Linked DNA regions of Homo sapiens: region 1 is linked to region 2. A link is a contact called in ENCODE Hi-C data. All regions are on one chromosome and are shown on one strand. The core of a region is the stretch at or near the end of the contact, and the rest is flanking DNA. Distances in the headings are between cores, read along the strand shown.

Evidence for each region. A loop is a pair of places that touch in the nucleus more often than their neighbours do. Pooled maps may share reads with other maps.
Region 1: a map with no recorded cell type shows a loop between it and region 2 (8-fold over the local background). The contact joins the enhancer-like site here to the promoter of NPSR1-AS1 in region 2. A Hi-C loop is called at or near these places in 11 of 37 single-sample maps with no recorded cell type and 5 of 50 pooled maps.

Annotation. Positions count from the first base shown.
Region 1 is chr7:34,990,595-34,993,617 of GRCh38, reverse strand. All of the region lies in intron 6 of DPY19L1 (dpy-19 like C-mannosyltransferase 1), which reads left to right. Among named protein-coding and RNA genes, the nearest start is that of DPY19L1, 45 kb to the left of the region's middle. Within about 2 kb of position 1,562, at least 8 of the 41 ENCODE cell types and tissues checked have a DNase peak (open chromatin) inside an H3K27ac peak, as active enhancers do.
Region 2 is chr7:34,756,964-34,759,802 of GRCh38, reverse strand. NPSR1-AS1 (NPSR1 antisense RNA 1) reads left to right here and starts at 1,531. Exons shown (of 4, transcript NR_033665.1): 1 at 1,531-1,729. The region is part of intron 2 of NPSR1 (neuropeptide S receptor 1); the gene reads right to left.

The DNA.
Region 1 (3,023 bases), core at 313-2,812, 230 kb before region 2:
GTGGGGGGGCAGGGTTGGGAGACTGGTTCAGATGTTATATGTAAGAATAAGTTGGTAAGAATTACCTAAAAAATCTTAAAAATAAGAGTAGTTGGGGGTGGGTAGCTTTTTAAAATCATGTGTTAAAATTACCATAATGCTACAGTAATAAAAATAGTGTGATAACAAAAAAAAAAATACAGAATTAAGTCAGTTGAATGAAATAGAACAGAGTCTAGCATTGTAAGAAATTAAGATAAAGGCTGAATTTCATTTCGCTGGTAAAAGGGATGTTTACTTGATAAATGATTTTAATATAATTGGCTATTTCAAAGAGAACAAAATTAGGGAGAAAGAGCTAAGTGGAAAATGCAATTTATAATATTAGAAGAAATTTTAGGAGACTATAGTTTTAAGGTGTGGAAGACCTTCAGAGACAAGACAGGAAGTGCAGAAGAAATAAAGGAAAATATCAACATATTTAAATACATAAAAGTTTAAAAATTCTTTCTGATAGAATACGCCGCAAATTAGATCAGAATACTTTGTCACACATATGTGTTAACTTAAAATAATCAAAAGGATCAGAATCTAAATAGCGTTTATTCAAGCACAAAGTGTGAGGGTAGACCACTCAGGAACACGAACTCCAAAGGAATGAAGTCAGACTTTGGAAGTAAGGAAGTTTAGGTTTCATTTATATAGGCAGAGGCAGAGACATTTTTAGCAGGAATACAACATTATTCATACAGGTTGGCACATAGTCACAGCAGTTTGATTGGTTATAGGTGTTATTTCTTTTGGGGAAGGGTACAGTTAAAAACATTTTTTTTTTTTACAGAGAGTATAATAATGATGGGTTTTCTATAGTCTGATCTAAGCAAAGTAAAACAACACAGGGAAAATTAATCTTTAACAGGGGTTATTAACTACGAAGGCAGGGTCACACCTGTAGTTTCAGCTACTCTGGAGGCTGAGGCAGGAGGATTGCTGGATCCCATGAGTTCGAGGCTGCAGTGAGCCATGATTGTGCCACTCTACCCTAGCTTGGGTGACAGAGTGAGACCCAGTCTCTGGAAAAAAAAAAAAAAAAAAGGCAGGAAGGTTTTGTGCCTGACATTGTTTAATTCTCTAGTCATTGTACTGAACAGGAAAAATAAGAAAGCAAGTTAATCTATAATCTGAGAACGGAAGTTGTAACCATATGTGACTCAGATCACAGTCACATCTCTCTCAAGGCTTAAAGGGGTTGTTTTTTTGGACAGCTTTTAAATGTTATTTTCACATTTGACAGTCAGAGGTTTGATAACCTTAATTTTTAAGTAGGGAACAGTCAAATAGAAAAATAGACAAGAATATGAATAAGCAGTTCACGGAAGAGAAAATGCATGTTGTCAAAACAAAACACTAAAATGCTACTGCATACAAGTAGGCAGTGAGAAAAGGGTTTTCACCTATCTAAGGAGAAAATTTGAAAAGCACATGAGTCTGCACGAGGGGTGGAGAAACGACCTCCTGCATACTCTGTGACAAGAGTGTGGACTGCTGCAGTGCTTCCGGGCACAGCTCACATCCTTTGACTCACGTGTCTCACAGTTAGGTCCCTCCTGCCGAAACAAACGTGCCAGCATTTACATGTACGAGGATGTTTAACCATTTTTTATTATAGCAAGAAACTGAAAAATATTTATATGCCCGGTAATATGGAATGGACTAAATAAATATATTTGTACTATACAGTATTTGCCATCTATAAAAATAATCCCTTTAAGTTTACATACATTGATTAGGAATAATCTTTATGCTAGAATAATTAGAAAAGGAACAAATTTCAGAGAGATGTTATATTGATCACATAGAAAATATATGTTTGTGTGGTTAGAGAGAGAGATTTGGAAGAACAGACACATACTAAAATGTTCTTAGGTGAATAGGATTGGGAGAGGGTAGTGAGAAAATCACTTTTTTTCCCCTATAAACTTCTATATTTTTTGTCTTGTTAGAGTAAGTTCAAAACACTAAAATGTATTTATTTGTTTTTTAAACCGTTAACTCTATCTTAACCTTTCTAATGTCTAATCACTTGTGATGAAGCCTGGGCCTAGCCTGTGTGCTTCTCTTCTGAAGAAGATGTGGTACACCTTTCAGGAGAGAACCCTGGCGTCCACTTCCTGGCCTGTACTGCTTTCTAAGCTCCTCTGTCTGATGCTCTCATTTCAGTGATCCATCACTTCAGACACTTTCTGGCTTCAGTTTCTTTGCCCCTTTATATTTCATTTGTGCTGTCTAGGCTGATAATCGGTAGGCAAAAATCACACAGTCTTATGATTACTGACCCTGTAGATTTGTGTTCTGCAGCCTCAGTTGTTCCCCTAAGATATCCCAGCAGCACTGTGTTTTCCCCAGTTACCACTCTCCTGAAATGTGAGTGGTATTTCAGACATTTCTGTCTTTCCTCAAACGTTTAATGCTGCCATCGTTTCACTCTGGCAGCGAGTGGCTGTGTCTTCTGCTCTGTGGGGAACATGGAAGCTCCACAAAGTACTTACCACTAATATGCAGTCTTCCTCCTCTTTTGCCAAGGCAAACAGGCCACCTGTGCTGGGGTCCCAGCCCTACCTGTCTCCTTCTGGATACTCCCTACATGGATTATCCCTGCTGGCCATTGCATCTCTTCCTCTTTTCCTCATTGATACATCACAAGAGTAAATACAAGGCCTTTGATGCCTATACCATCTGGTTCTTTGTTTCCTCTCTGACCTCTCTGTGGTATACTTATAGATAGAGAAATAAAAGGAAGGTAGATAGAGAAAAAGAAGGAAGGATATTTGGGTAGAATAATGAGAAAGCAGCATGAGCTAAAATGAGTGAGAAGACCTCAAGAGTAAAAATGCAGAACATGATGAAATAAACCTAAAGATAGCCTTATGTCCCCTACCCAGACTTGGGGGACAATAGGGAACATATTTCACTCTCATCTGAGCAAATGAAGGTTAATTGTTAGAACTACCAGATTATACCATTGTAATTTCTTACCTAGAGTT
Region 2 (2,839 bases), core at 282-2,781:
TTGTGATAACTCCAAATATCCCACCATTTCCAAATGCCCCAGGACTGCTTCCTGTGAAGAACTATTGAGGTGTGGAAGGACATCTAGTGGTAGATTGGGAATATGACCCAGCATTTCTAGGTCAGTTTCAGTTTATACCCGCCATGATTATGCCTGTGGCCCTTTCTCTTAAATATGCCATGGTTTTACTTGGCTCATTGGAGATGGCTGATTCCTGGCCTGGGGCTGGGAAAAGGACAAGATAAGCCTGGAACATCATGTTGTGCTGGCAAGTGAGGACATGCCCAAAAATGCTGAGAAACATGTCAACAGAAACACGCACCAAATTGTAGGGCTCTTGCTGACCCCAGTCAGCAATCTAGGCATAAAAAGAAATAACTATGGCAACAAATTATAACCCACAGAATAAAAGAAGAACCTATGATGTAAATTTAAAAATGGGAGAGAAGGGAAATTTCTTCCTTAAAGTAGAGAGACTGCTAATAAGTATAGAAGAAATAATGAAATTAGAAAATCATCATTTGGAAACCTTTATAGCATTGATTCAGACAGGAATCTACACTGTATGGTAAGTGCTGTGAGTGAAAGTTTAAGGAGTATCAGGATGGCTATGTACTCTTAAAATACTTGTCAGTTGCAAAAGGAAAAATAGTATCTTTACAGTGGAGAAATCTGACAATAACATCACTAGTAATGGGACAAATTGATATACTGTGTCTGCTGATACTATATACTAAGAGGAACATAGCATCATTCCTGGTGTATAACTCTCAAAAGCACATAACCTTAATCTATTCAGAAGGAAACATCACACAAACCCAAAGTGAGAGAAACTCCACAAAATATCTAACCTATGCTATTTAAAAATGTTGATGTCATAAGATACAAAGAAAGACCAAGGAACTGTTCTAAGTTAAAGAACACTAAACGTACATGGCAACTGAATACAATACATGATTCGGGGTTTTTTGTGCTAAAAAGGATGTTCTTGGGATAATTGGTGACATTTAAAGCAGGTTTGCTGATTACCTGGGACATTTTTAGATGGATGGATAGGTAGATAGGTAGGTATTATAGATAGACTGATAGAGGAAATGATAAAGCAAATATGAAAAATATTAACATTTCAGGAATATGTGTACAGGGTACATGGGGGTATTTGTACTACTCTTGAAGATTTTCTGTAAACCTGAAATTATGTCAAAACAAGAAGCTAAAAATGAAAAATGTCCTGGTTGGGAAGACACATATGGTTGCTCAACCCATAGGGGAAGAGCTGGCAGAATATGATGGCTGTGACCTCTGCACGGTACTGAAGATATGGGCAACATGTTGAGCAAGGGCTGCTGTTATATTGAGAAGTGAGCTTTAGAATTGTTCAGCAAGTTTCTTCTTGTTCAGACCAGTATAGGCTTTCCTGGTAAGCTACTGTGCAATGTATTTGTTAATTATTAGCTCAGAGAGAGATTCAGCAAGTGGGCTTACATCTGTTCCCATGAAACACCATGAACTTCACACTCTCTGGGGAGGTCTAGGACTCAGAAATATAGATGTTAGTAAGAGCAAACAGACATAACAGATAACACATACAAAGTGCCTACCACATGCTAACCACTGCTGCAGGCACTTTCTATAGAAGAACTAATTTAATCATCACCATAACCCTATGGGGTAGATGATATTTTTACAACCTCCATTTTACAGATGAAGAAACTGAAGCATAGACCTGGTGAGTAACTCACCCAAGTATTAGTATGGAGGGGAGCTGGGATTGAAACACCAGTTATGGTCATTCCAGAGGATGAATGCTCTCTTCACCACTCTCCTCTTCTGCTTCCTGAGGGGCTCTGAGCAATGAAACTCTTCTTTCCAGATTGTGCTTATAAAGCAAACGAGGTGTCCAGGATTAGACCTCTAGAAGAGTCTGAGCTGTTGTACCCCATACTGGGGCAAAGTAAGTTGTTTGTGCTGAGTGGGGAGTGGAGCCAAAGCTCAGAGGAGGCATCGGAAGGTAGGAGCAGATATGCGGAGCAGACTAGCAGAACAGTCGCATGGCCAGAAGAAAGCTGGAGGGTTGGGCCGAGGTTGGGTCACTAGATAGCAGAGTGAGAGGAAGCAATGCCCAGCCTAGTGGGTGGCTGATCAAGGCAGAAACTGGGGGGTCAGTGTAAGAACAGGCTGGGCTTCAGAGCCAGAACTCATACACAAAATATTCTGGATTTATTCCTTGGGAAGGCTGTGTTCCAGTGTGTCTGATAAGGCCTTGGCCTCATCTTTCTGGTGGCACTCACCTTTCCCAAAAAGTAGCTAAGCCTAATCTTTGTCACTAAGGAAGTGGGGAACAAACACTGGCCGACACCTGCATCCCAGGCTGTGTGCTAGGTATTTAACATGTATTATCTTACTTAATGCAATGTTTTGAATAAGTGTACCTGAGCCAAACTGCCTACTGTGCACATATATATTAGGTTGGTGCGAAAGTAATTGCTGTTTTTGCTACTAAAAGTAATGGCAATTACTTTTGCACCAACCTAACAGAAGGAGTGACTATTCAAAGTGTGCACTCAACTTTCAGTTCAGTGAAATTTGGATTGTTTATTGGAGCTTGATGCAATTGTAATTAAATAGAATAATATAATTAGATAATTTTCACTGTAAGTGCAATACAAATATAGGTACTCAAAACACCACAGGTAGTAGAAAAAGCAGGCATGCTCTCATCGAACCAACATGGCAATTTTTGCGTACAACAGGAAGCATCAAACTCAATGAACTATGGAGGCCAGCTCAGGCACAATTATAGACATAATTTCTTAATCATCGTAACTATCTGAAGAAG